Linked DNA regions of Homo sapiens: region 2 is linked to region 1. The links are chromatin contacts, found by Hi-C or POLR2A ChIA-PET in ENCODE. All regions are on one chromosome and are shown on one strand. Each heading gives the region's core, a stretch centred on a gene start or an enhancer-like site at or near the end of the contact. The rest is flanking DNA. Distances are from core to core; before and after follow the strand shown. Region 1 has its middle 460 kb from the start of CBLB. Region 2 overlaps CBLB (Cbl proto-oncogene B).

Evidence for each region. Hi-C counts contacts between places; a loop is a spot of excess contacts on that map. ChIA-PET counts read pairs that join two places held with the same protein, here RNA polymerase II (POLR2A). Pooled maps may share reads with other maps.
Region 2: a loop to region 1 is called in a map of CD4-positive, alpha-beta memory T cell, with 3 times the contacts of the local background. The contact joins two enhancer-like sites. A Hi-C loop is called at or near these places in 2 of 168 maps with a recorded cell type or tissue (CD4-positive, alpha-beta memory T cell and heart right ventricle) and 10 of 50 pooled maps. POLR2A ChIA-PET finds 5 or more read pairs at or near these places in 1 of 52 experiments (naive thymus-derived CD8-positive, alpha-beta T cell).

The regions. Positions count from the first base shown.
Region 1 is chr3:106,329,687-106,336,507 of GRCh38, reverse strand. No RefSeq gene overlaps it. Among named protein-coding and RNA genes, the nearest start is that of CBLB, 460 kb to the right of the region's middle. Within about 2 kb of position 2,412, at least 3 of the 41 ENCODE cell types and tissues checked have a DNase peak (open chromatin) inside an H3K27ac peak, as active enhancers do.
Region 2 is chr3:105,750,063-105,756,883 of GRCh38, reverse strand. It overlaps CBLB (Cbl proto-oncogene B), which reads left to right. Exons shown (of 19, transcript NM_170662.5): 5 at 5,266-5,422. Among named protein-coding and RNA genes, the nearest start is that of CBLB, 120 kb to the left of the region's middle. Within about 2 kb of position 3,608, at least 5 of the 41 ENCODE cell types and tissues checked have a DNase peak (open chromatin) inside an H3K27ac peak, as active enhancers do.

The sequences.
Region 1 (6,821 bases), core at 1,163-3,662:
TGAAAGATGATATTGTTCATTCCTTGAATCCACTATTCAAGGATTGCCAAGCCAATATCAATAATTCAACTTCCTGTCCACTCCCAGTTGACATACCTTAACTTAATCCCACTTTAAAAAAAATCAAAATTTTTGTTTGTTTTCTTTTCCAAATGCATTCTTAAAAATGTGAACATAAAGCTTGCTCTTTCAATTTTAATTTTCTTCCAACCACAAGAAAAAGAAAAGGTGATGTCTATAAGAAATACTAAGTCTAAAAATGGTGTGTTTAGGAAATTACTGTCTAGATCTCCCTACTTAATTTCCATATATATAATTTCACAACACATTTATTGGTTTGATTTTCATCTATCTTGTTCTCTTATTTCCTAAAGGGCATGAGCTGATTTGGCCAGTTTTATGTGGCTATAGAGAGTTGAAAAAGTATCCTAAGTTCATGTAAATTATTTTCATTCCATTAAAAATGAACAGGAATATTCTAGAGTTTCTTTTATATATACTAGAAGAAACATTTCATGGTGGATAGAATTAGAGTTTTGCCACAAGGCTAAGTCATTTATACATGGAGGTGATAGCAGCGATGGGAAGATATGAACCACCTACACATTTTGCTTTGCAGAAAACAAGCCTGCAGTGTTCTAAATGTTTATGTCCCTACAAAATTTATATATTAATATCCTAATCCTCAATGGATCGTTTTAAAAGATGGGTCATTTGGGAGATAATTAGGTTATGAGGGCAGAGAATTTATGAGAGGGATTAATATCCTTATTAAAAAAAAATAAAGGTCCCAAAGAGGCCATCCCTCCTTTTATGCCATGTGAAATTACAATGAAAAGACAGTCATCTGTGAACCAGGAAGTCGGTTCTCACCAGATACTCAATATACTAGCACCTTGATCTTAGACTTCCCATCCTCCAGAACGATGAAAAATAAATTTTTGTTATTTATAAGCTACTCAATTTATGGCATTTTGTTATAGCAGCCTGAACAGACTAAGACAAAACATTTTCCATATGAGCTAGGAGGACAGTTATGTAGAACCTTGGGAACAGAAAGTTTTAAGACGTACACATACACACGCACACACACACACACACACACACACACACACACGCTCAATTTCCCTCGAATCAAGCTCCAAACAGCTGAAGCACTCTGAAAGTCCTTAAAATTGTATGAAAATGGTAATACCTTAAACAGTAATAATTATTTCCTCCCAGCACATTGGATGTATCTGAATATTTACAATCAACATTTTTAAAGAATGTGCCTTTCCATGTGACTATGCACAGGGTCCTCCCTGCAGATATTTAGGAGATAACATGTAATAGATATCCACAAACCCCATCTGACAGACGAGTTTCATTGTGAAAAGTCATCATACATCATCCTCTCAGATATGTTGTTTTCTAGTCTTTTTCATTTAAACATACTGTTTTTTTTTTAATCGAATTTAGAGACCTTTAGACTGGGGTGGCTCTGGCACTTCAAATTCTTTGGTGAACAAATCAAAGCCCAATGTAAACAGTAAATGGAAACTAGGGTAACTCTACCAATCAGAAATCACTAACTGTGGGAATAAGCAAGCAAAGAAGGAGAGAATGGAGATGCTGGAAAAAAATGGGGAGCAGAAGGTAAGGAAACCAATTTAGGAAGAGAGTAACTTTAGATAAAGGACTAAACACCACTTTCCATGGACAGAAATAAATCTCGAAGGGATGGAAAATAATGCAGGCAAGATAGTGAATTGTTGGCCAGGAAGCTGAGGGAGCAAGCGAATGAGGGTGTTCTTTTCTCTGAAAACAGAGGCTATCATTGACTGAAAGCGAGGTGGAGAATTAGATTTGAGACTTGTACCCTGTCATATTGGAAAACCAGATCCATTTTACATGAAGTTATACAATGTATTTGTGTTATAATATATTTTCAAATACAGCACCTGAAATAAGAACCCCAACCCCCAAAGAAAAGGAAAGAAAGAAAGAAAAGAAATTACTAACTAACTTCTAACTAGGAACTTTCCATTCTAACCAAAGTTGTTTTGTTTGTCGTGCTTCTGCAAACCCTTCAGAAAAGTTTCCCCTTTTGCCCCTCCTGGCAGAGTGCTAACCACTTGTGGTCTGAAGCTGCCTTGATTCATGAGTCACTGAATGCTTTAATAAATTCTTTAAAAGATAAATGTAATAAAGCTTTTCTTTTATCAATACCTTTCACCTGAGACCTTTCCTCAACCAGTTCCAAAATTCCCGAAGTAAACACATCCTGAGAACAGCTAGTATTTACCTTGAGCACAAATGATCTTACAGTCCAGGAATGCAGAATGGATTGACTAGCACAAATCAGATGATGGCATAAGTCATTTTCTTGATATACAGGTGGAGGTCTACTTAGTGACCAGAAGAATTAGTAAAACATGAGCAGTAGTTTCTATAATCCTTAGGGCACACTGCATCTGTCAATGAAATAATGTCTTTTAGAGCAGTTGCCTCATGACTACACTTCACATGTGGTACACTTGAGTCACAGGCCTTGTGGGAGGCGAAGAACAGGTGAGACAGGCAAGGGCTCAATGTCTAACATGCTGAGACAAATAGATTGAGACCTCAGAAGGGAGAAGATAGTTTCTTTCAAAACTCTTGAAATATTTAATATCCTGGAGTGAAATAAATCCTAATTTAGAATTCTGTTTTCTTTTAAAAATTTTTTATACGACCTGTGGCCTCTTTTGTATTTTTCTTTTTGTCATTGCTAGCTAATAGATATGACACTTCTATTTTAATTTTTTGATGTTTTCTTTAAACATGTCAGATAAGTAATAATCCTGCATCATTATCTCTTATTCTGAAATATAAGTAGCTTTCAAAGTTGTCAACTTATAGTGGGATTAAATGGAGGAAAAATAGAAGATTTTGATGCTAAAGAATATAGATTGGTGAAAGCAAACAATTAATCATCTAATAATTACTGAGCATGGTGGGACAATTATACTTTTTGCTGCCTCAAGGAGTTTATAATCCTTTGAGGAAGACAAGTCATAAATTAAAATTTAATAATCTGTAGCAAGGATCAGTAAACTTTTTTTTTTTTTTGGTAAAAGTATTTAGCTTTGCAGACCCAAAGGAAAAGTAGAAGACATTATATACCTAGTTACTTATAAAGAGAGAACACTCTTGCCTTGCCCTATCCCGTTTGCCTGGGATAGACTGTGAATGGCGGTGGGCCAGCTTGAACTGCTGCAGTCAGCTGGAGATATTCTTCAAACCAGGAGAAACTATCCTGAGGTGGAGGGGCCTGTTTGGGGGTGGAGTGGCAGCTACCTTGGTCAGATTTAGTCTCTGTCCCAGTCATACCCAGATCCTTGTATGCCTTCTTTTCCCAGAAAGCCCAGTCATTTCAACTTAGGCAGGTGGCTAGAGGCGTGGTGACTCATGGAGTTGATGATTTCCTGACCGAGATTCCACTACTTGGTGCCTGGCAGTTGCCAATTGCTGATTTCCCCCAATAGATGGTGACCTTGAATAGCAGTGAATCTCAGGTGCAGGGTAGAGAAGCAAGCATGGGAGCAGAGTTGGGGACAGAGAGATTCCTAGGCTTACTCTCTGTGGTTCATAGTGCTAGCTTGCTCAAGATGGGTGCCAGTAGGCCATAGTGATTTATAGAATCCTTGTCATGTACCAAGCACCCAGCTAGATATTCAAGTACAAGGATGAAACAATCACAGTTTTATTACATTTATCTCACAATAAAGGGTTTAAAGAATACTATAAAAATGTTGTGATAGATAACTTTTGCTAGTGTTAATTACCATAATAACTCGGAATTGTGATCAGAAAGAAATTCATTAAGAGGATATACATTGAGCCCAGTGTTAAATGATAAAATTGATGAAATAGTGAGAAGAGAAACTACCTCAGATAGAGGAAGTAAAATTGTTAAAGAATAATTTTTTCAAAAGTCAAATCATGACTTATAAAATATAAAATAGATATGCATCAAAGATCTTACATAACTAATTTTTATCTTTTTCATTATTTAGGAAATCCATAAGATGTAAAAAGCAATTTTTAAAAAGTAAAAAATAGTGCCTATATGAGCATGAAAGAATGCTGAAATAAATTTGCTATCACATACAAAAGTGGTGTCTTCAGCAGTCTAGAAATGAATTTCATCTCCACCACACAAAATTCATTTGCATTTCTCTTAACAGGAGCTATCTGCATCACCATCATCTCTCTACAAATTATCTCCACAATGTTGCAAAATAGTTAAATAAAATGAAAGGCACTTATTCTTACAGAATCCCGTAACCCCAGAAGTGTCCTTGAGATAATGCTCAACATTCCACTGTAAAGGTAACCAGTTATCATTTCTCAATTCCAAAATCCTTTATCAGACAATATGAACAAAAGTAAAAAGAAAATACAATGTATTTGGTTCAGAGATATCTAAGATGCTCAGTTCTTCGTCATCTAAATTTCTTAAAATTGCTACCTGTAATAGACTATTTTACACAGTAAACCTGAAAGTGTTAAAACTACATCCTGACATTATAATTTCTAGCATCTCAGTAGATATGTAAGGAAACTATTGAGGAATTCAAATTGGTGTAGAGTGGGAGCTTTTCAACATTCTGTAAACTCCATAATGCACAGTCACCCTCTCAACTCTATTGCATAGGGGTAGTCCTGCTCAATGCTTTAGCTCAAATAAATATGTGCAAAGTGAAGAAACAAAACAAAACAAAACAAAACAAAAACAAACCAACATTAACAGCTTGGCAACCAAGGAAATGTCTATCACAAAGCCCATTCACTTTACTCCAAAGAGATAAATAAGGGCCAACATGTAATAAATTAAGAAAGCCAGATTCCTTCGTTATATACCAGATCTTCCCTATGTTAACATTAGACTATGTCAGCATTAGACTAAAAACAAAAAAATGCACTAACAGCAAGAAAGCAAAGGAGTAGATAGAAAAAAAAAAAAAAAAAGAACTGCCAATTCGAACCCTTAAAAGTAATGGGACCAATTTGATGTAATAGTTCTAGTGTTATTAGGGCTGTCTAGGGTTACTTGAGTAATAACGTAGCACCCTGTTAAAACATAGCACAAAAAAATGGTATTCATGGCAGTGGTTTTGCATCATGAGTAAAGACTCAAACCATGTCCAGAACATTTTCATTTGTGAAGACAATTAAATACATTATATATATTTGGAATAATTCTGCTAAAATTTATTTATTATGGTTTTAAAATCTGAGTGCTCAGACACAGTGTCAGATTATTTTAAAAGGTAGAAAGTTGAAGTTTTTTATAATTAGGAGGAATAGAAGTATGGGTAGAGGCAGTGATTATAGGGCAGAATAGAATGATAGTAATTAGATAAAATACTGGTCAACTAAGAAAACCTTTGCAAGTTCTAAAATACTCTACTAAGAAGTAAGATGAATGGTAAATTTCTAGTGTTCAAATTATTAAGAATAGTTCCAAGGAAGAGAGAAATCTAATCCACTGCAAAATTGTAACATTCAACTTTCACATTGGATGATAATAACAGCTAAAATTTATTGTGTTGCATGGTGCAATATATGTCATTGTATTAAATGATCCTTACTATATATGATTAGTACTTCATTTAATACTCAAAATAATCATATGTGAAAGGCATTATTATTATCTCCATTTCACAGATGAGAAAAAAGAAGCTTACAAAGAGATTAAGATTACCAACTACTCCATGGCAGAGGCAATTTGAACTTAGATTGTGTGAGTCTAATACATGGTCTTTTAAGCATTCTGCTGTTTTATTTTCCATTTAATTTCCAAAATAGCTATTTGGAATAATACTTTAGTCAGGGTTCTCCAGAGAAACAGAACCAGCAGGAGGTAGGTAGGTAGGTAGGTAGATAGATAGATACATAGTTACATAGATAGATAGACAGACAATTATAGGAATTGGTTCAAGCAATTATGGAGGCCAAGAAGTTCCACAATCTGCTGTCTGCAACCTGAGAACTAGAAAAGCCAGTGGTATAACTCAGTTCAAATAGTAGGGCCTGAGAACAGTGGGGACCAGGGCATGAGGCCTAATAGTGTAAACCCAGATAGAGAATGAAGGCCTGAGAACCAGGAACAGCAAAGACCAAAGAAAAGATAAAAGTGCCAGCTCAGATTGAACAAATTATTCTTTCCTCCAGCTTCTTGTTCTATTCAGGGCCTCAACAGACTGGATGGTTCCTACCTCCATTGGTGAGAGCGATCTTTACTCAGTCTACCTATTCAAATACTAGTGTTTTCTGTAAACACCATCAGAGACACACCCAGAAACTATATTTTACCAGCTATCTGGGTTTTCCTTAGCTCAATCAAGTTAATACATAAAATTAATCAACACAGGGTAAGTAGTATTTAAATTATATAATTTTATATATAATGAAACAGGGGCATATAAAAGCAAAGCAGCTAGACCAGGCATGCACTGCTAATATGTGACAGGGTGAATCCGTAGGTGTTCTTTCCACTAGGACAGGGCACAGCGGGCCCTGAACATCATGCAAATGTTCTACTCAAACTCCTCCTAAATGAGACTCCTCACCCCTCAACCGAGGAGGAGCTGTGGACAGCTTGTGGCAAACTGGAAAATGCAAATACTGCTTAAAAGACATTCAAATGCAGTTAAAAAAAAAAAAAAGCCAAACATGTACTGTCTTAACAAAGCATTGTTTCCTGGGCTTATTCTGTGTAAGTCTGCTGATTTGTGACTCTGGGAGTGGAGGGTAAGGGACCATTTGTGAGAGAATTCAAGAGACCGATAGAA
Region 2 (6,821 bases), core at 2,359-4,858, 580 kb after region 1:
TGATCCGATCACCTCCCACTGGGCTCTACCTCCAAAATTGAGGATTACAGTTCAATATGAGGTTTGGGGGGAACAAATACCCAAACTCTATCATCCAGTGTTTATATATGGGTACATAAGTTTCTAAAATTTTAGTTTTGTTCCATCTATTTGTTTATGCTTGTACCAATGCCACATTGTCTTAATTAATGTAAAGAGTACATACTTGTTAATGTTCCTAGTGAAGATTACCTTTTTTGTTCTTGACTCTTGCATGTCCCATAAAGTTCAGAACCAGTTTTTAGTATCTACTACAAAAAATACCTCCTGGGATTGTTTATTTGAGTTACATTAAATTTTTAGACTAATTTGGGAAGAACTGACTCTTTATAATATGAATCTACCATTAAAGTGTTACATACCTTTATTTATGTTTTTTATATCTCTGTGTATGGGTGTATGTTGATATTTTTGCCTTGCTCATCTATTGTTAGCTTTATTTCTATTTATTTGGGACTTTTAGATAGCATTATAAAAATTAAATGTTTAAAGTTTCATTTTCTAGTTATATATAGCCAATATAAAACTACAACTGATATTTTATATCAATTTTGTGTTCAGCAACCATGTTCAATTTTCTTATTTCCTATAGTTTAATCTGTAAAATTTTTGTATTTTCTACATATAAAGCTATGTCATAAGCAGACACTGCTTTGTGGTTTTCATTGATTCTTCTACGATTATATACATTTAAAAGTTTTAGTACATCTTCTATTCTTTTAGTACACTAGAGCATATTAGACATATAAAAAGTTAAAAACCATGAACAAATACAGAAAATATATTTTTGAAATCACTTATAATCCCTTCCACAAGCCAGTTATTAAATTTGTGGCATCTCCAGACATTATAGTTTAACATTGGATCATAAAGGACAAAATTTTAAAAATACTATTTCCATTTAGTAGTATCCCATGAACACTTTTCCACGACAATAAATATTTTTCTGCACAAAATTGTTACTAGTGAACGTATTTGTTTTCAAATATTTTGCTCTTATAAACAACACTGCATATAAAAGACTTGTGGATGGGCCTTTGGCTGCTATGTATTTTTTGGACATAATTTCCTTAGGTGAAATCCCTAGAAGTAGATGTTCTTAGTCATAATGTATAGGCTTTTGAAATTTGTTTCCAAATTGCCTTCTAGAAGTGCTGTGTAAATTCTCATTCACACCAGTAGTATACAGAAGTTCCTGTTTGCAAACACCCTGGCTTCTGTTGATGTTCACCCTTTGTTGTATGAAATGTTTTTCATTTTTTCCTATCAGTTGAAACTAAAACCCTGTAGCCTTTTATGAACTAGTGGTTTCATGAAAATATTTTACCTTTTTTTTTTTAAAAGAAATCATTCTCCTCACACTTTCTATTTTCCATTCTTCTTACCTTTTCTTAAAATTGCAGGATTTTCAAATTAGAATATCTAATACACTTCTCCACATTTACACAGGAGAAAACAAGCCTGGAAGATTAAGTGATTTGTCAACTACTGACCAGCTGACACCTTTCCAGATTTATTTCCCTGCATCTGATTAATCCCATTGTCTTTGAAAAGATACTGTTTTTCCACCGCATATTCTCACTCATAGGTGGGAATTGAACAATGAGATCACATGGACACAGGAAGGGGAATATCACACTCTGGGGACTGTGGTGGGGTCAGGGGAGGGGGGAGAGATAGCATTGGGAGATATACCTAATGCTAGATGACACATTAGTGGGTGCAGCGCACCAGCATGGCACATGTATACATATGTAACTAACCTGCACAATGTGCACATACATGTACCCTAAAACTTAGAGTATAATAAAAAAAAAAAAAAAAAAAAGAAAAGATACTGTTTTTCAAGACTTTAAAGAGGATTACTATTGTTTTTTGGTAGACAGACTAGAACTCATTATCTAATAACAGGATTATAACATAGTCTTATTTATCATGTTCTTATCTCTCATGATATTATATGAACAGAACTATCACTTTAACAAAAAGTCATTAATAGATTTCTGTGTAATAGATAGGTGGTAGTAAGCCATCAATAAATGGCAGTTCTTACTCTTATTTGAAATAAAAAGATCCTGAAATTATATTATTATTACAGGTGCATGGCTATCCATTGGTCATGTATTCTATTCTTTGTAGATTGACAGTTACTTATACTTGTTCACTGTATTTTAAAAGCGATTCAGCCTGCAACTTAAGTGGTTTATAATTGTAAGGGTCAATAGAATATATTGAAAGATTTTTGGATTAGTGAAAACTTGGAGTTTAGTTGGCCTTTTTATTTTCTCTCTCTCTCTCTCTCTCTCTCTCTCTCTCTCTCTGTCTCTCTCTCTCTCTCTCTCTCTCTCTCTTCCCTTTTCTTCTTCCCAGGTCTCTGCCAGCACCCTGAAATTTCTACATTTGTAAAACAATTTGCTATTGATATTTTCTCTCATTTGCTTCATCTCTAAAGGAAGAGGTAGTAGAAACCACCACTGTCTTTTTGCAGAAGTTTAAATGGAGGTGTGAAAATTCATGCTTTCTGGGTTCACTTCCTCTCATATACCTCAGAGAAGAATGGTAGCCACTTAGTCTTAAGAAAGTTTAGAGCCTTAGTGCAACAGTTTAGAATAATCTAATTTTTTTGTTTGTTTTTAAAGACTTTGTTGTTGTACTCTATTTCTATTCTTCATTCTTGAAATCCCCTTCCCCCTACCTCTGTTCCCCAGCCCCACCTCCTACACAATAATGGGTGTTTTGCTGAAGTGATCAAATGAGGGTTATCTGTTGCGCAAACACTCATATATGAAAAGTTAACAAAATAGTGCCCTGGCTCCCTAATCCCTATTACTACCACTAATTAAGATTCCAGTGAATGCCTCTTTGGATTTGAGGTTTATCACAAGTAATCTGACAAAGTTTCATTTACACAAGTACTGTGGAAATGTAGCTTGTCCTTTTGTAAATTGTTATTATGAAGGGGTACATTAGACTAAAATTTTCTTAAGTTCATACATCTCGTATAACTGGCTCTGGGAAATCACTGAGTGCTCAAAAGAGTTATGAATTGAATTCACTGTAAATGCTAGATTAGAATAATTTTTATAGTAACAGATGTGGAAGATGTCTATTTGGCCTTTTTAAAAAAACTTTATATGTTATACACAAAATAAATATTGACAATTTGACCACTTTACGTTGTATACTTTATATACGAAACAAAAATGCTTTAACTTCTTCATACGAAAAATAAAATTTATACTGTTCTGAAGTCAGTGGTTCCCTGATCATATTTTTTTTACTCTGAGTATCATGATCAATGTCCCTTTTGTGTGTTGAGTATTTGAAACTTTAATTTGGAAAAGAAAAATGTACTTCTTAGACATTAGTTTTATGGTAATTATAATGAAGCTGGACATAATTGCATATTTATACTTCATTGTAAATCAACAGCTTCCTAATATTCTTAAAAGTGTTCCTTTTTTTTTTAAAAAAAACAGCAGCATTTTGTTAACCTTAATCAGAGCCTGACGTGTGTTTCTTCTAAATGGCATCTGATGTGGTATCTCTCCTCAGTTCTCTGTGGTTTCCTGTTTTTTTCATACATAGAGAAACACTTTTTGAGGTATTAAGCCTCATATTTTTCTTCTTTTAATGGTACCTGAAACCTAAACTCTCTTATAAATACAGCATAGTGTTGTCAACCTGTCTCACCATTAATTTATGCCACTTCCCACAGACTGCTTCTCTGGAATCCCTCCAGCCCTTGCTGTGTATCCATCACCCAGCTAGCATTGTCCTTACATACCCCACTCTAGATTCTTTAGCATTACAGGTTTTACTTCTGTCCCTAAAGTGTGATCTTCAGAGACAAAGATGTTATCTTTATTTCTATAATTGTATTTCCCCAACAGTGCCTTGTTTTAGCAATGAATAGATATAGTAGGCTCTCAAAGTGTTGTCTCTAGAGCAGCAGCAGCAGCAGCAGCCTCAGGGAACATTTTATGGCTGTCAGTGTTCAGGCCCCACCCCAATGCTACTGAATCATAATATCTTGGGTTGAGGATCAGGCTATGTTAACAAGCCCTTCAGATAATTTGGATGCATGCTGAAGTTTGACAAACACTGCTATAGAAAATTATTGAATGAATATGAAAGTTGTACCTTTATGGTGATATCTCATTGAAGAGGATTGATATAGCATGGGGCCAGGCACAATTTAGTTTATTCTGCCTGAGTCTTGTATTTCAGAGATACTGGTAAAGGAAACCTAAGATTTAAATATTTGCTATCTTATAAGAGGATGTTATCTTATAAGAGGGACGGCTTTTATGCTATTCTGTTGTAAAAATTGTAGTTTAAGTTTTAAAAACTGAATGATTTCTTTCTTCTGCCGAATTAGGAATAGGCATTATTCTGAAGCAGGAAGGTTAACTAAGAAATGCATCCTGGGTGTCACTAATTTTCATGGTGGGAAAGAGGGTAGGTGAGTTGGAAACTGGTCAGGTGGGGATAGGTTGAGAGACGTTTCCCTAGTTACCATTCTGTGCTCTTCTAAATTTTTTGAATCATGTAACTGCATAACATGTTAAAATTTTGTCGAATGATATTCAGTCAGAATAAAGTAATAAATATTGAATAAACTCCCATGATATAACCATTGTGGTTGGTTTAAAAATTAAGTTTTTCTTTTGTATTAATATGAAAAGTTAGATAACGTATGTTTTTCATCTCTGCAGAAAACATCAGGGTTGTGGCAGAAATGTCTTGATGGCTTTCTACCTTAGCCTTCTTGAATTGGTTGATACATATTACTCATTTGTGCAATGAATAAAGGATTTCTATTATTATATGGACCCATCATCTTATGACTGTTTTTAGAAAATGAGAATTAAATCTTGATTCATTATTAAATAACCTTGTATACACACATGAAGAGGTCATGACACATAAGACTTTGACCTAATACCTTTTTTCAGATATGTTTCTATAGCTATCTTGATAGCCTAGGACTGTTTGAGAGAAAATTAATTTAAATTTTTGTCATATTCTTAGCAAATGCAAAATAATTGAGTTAAACAGAACCCACTACATTTGTTCTGAAATATGAACAATATTCTCAAATATTTGTCTGGTAGTACAAATACAATTATATTAATTTTATTATTGAATTTTGCTGCTTCAAAGGGAGGTATTTCTTAAATGATACTTGATTCAATTATTTCCCTTTTTTTCCACCTTGCACAGAACTATCGTACCATGGAAAGTATTCAGACAGTGCCTTCATGAGGTCCACCAGATTAGCTCTGGCCTGGAAGCAATGGCTCTAAAATCAACAATTGATTTAACTTGCAATGATTACATTTCAGTTTTTGAATTTGATATTTTTACCAGGCTGTTTCAGGTAAGTTTATACTTGCTTAGTCTATCCATTCCCTTCTTCTCTCTCCCTGTCTTTTCTCTCTGTTTCTCTCTCTCTCTGTCTCTCTCTCACACACACACACATAAACAAACATATGGAAAATAGTGTCATTCCTATTAGTCTGTAATTTTATTGGTATGTTTGGTCATTGTTAAAAGTTTAGAGTGAGCCATTTGGCTTAAGTTTGGAGTTATCAGATGCTGTGAGCCTGGTGGCTGCTTGTTAGCTTTGAGAGGATCCATCCAAAAGAGCTTTGTTTTAAACTCTCTACTTAGTTTCTTACTTTATTTTGTTGATCTTTTAGCACAATGATGGATAGAATGCAACAACTGGAGGTGGGCATTTGCCACCTAGATCTAAAATCTTTCCCTTTGCCTTCTGTGTTTATTAGGTCAAAAGGGAAATAGTAAACTTAGAAATATCAGACTGTTCTGTATAGGACAGAACTGTGTCCTGTACTTATTTTGTAAATTGCTTTGCACATTCAACCATGTGTAATGAACATTTTTCAAAGTCAATAAATATTCTTCATCAGTTCCCTTGTCATATTCATTCAAAATAGTATGTCAGTATTAACAAAGCTCTCTTTTGAAAAATTTAGGTCTTTTCCCACATTTTCTCTAATGTAAACAACTTTAAGATGAACATTTTTGTTGTGCTTATTGTTTTTCCCTTTAAATTATCTTCCATAATTGTTTTCACATAGCAAATTAGAAGAAGGTAGCATTATATGGATACTATCATTTTCTTCTTTTGCGTGCCTTAATGGAATTATCTTAAACATGAAGACTTGAAATTTGTGTTTTGAGATTGACTCTGCCACTAAAATGTGTATCATCTGTGGGATTCAGTTCAAGTAGTCACAAAATAAAAATTTTCTGCTTAACATTTTTATGATTTGGTAACATAAATTATATAGTAAATGAGGTAAATTGATCAGACTGGGCTTACTTATGTTCTGATATTATTTTTTATCATTTTAATCTGAAGTAACATTGATTCTCTTTGAAACATGCTTTCAACAAATATCAGAGTATAATGTTGATTTCATGTTTTTCATGTTACATGAACTTCTCTGATTTATAATTCTGCTTGGCACTAGCTAGCAAGGATTGGATGACTGGTTTTTGTAATAAAAACCACAATGCACAGGATTAGCTTTTAATTTATGAAGGAACCCATTATTAGAAGAGAGATTAACTCCTGTCAACAGTACATATAGGATGTGAAACCCCGCCTCTACTAAAAATACAAAAAATTAGCTGGGCGTGGTGATGAGCACCTGTAGTCCCAGCTACTTGGGAGGCTGAGGCAGGAGAATGGTGTGAACCCGGGAGGCAGAGCTTGCAGTGAGCTGATATCGTGTCACTGCACTCCAGCC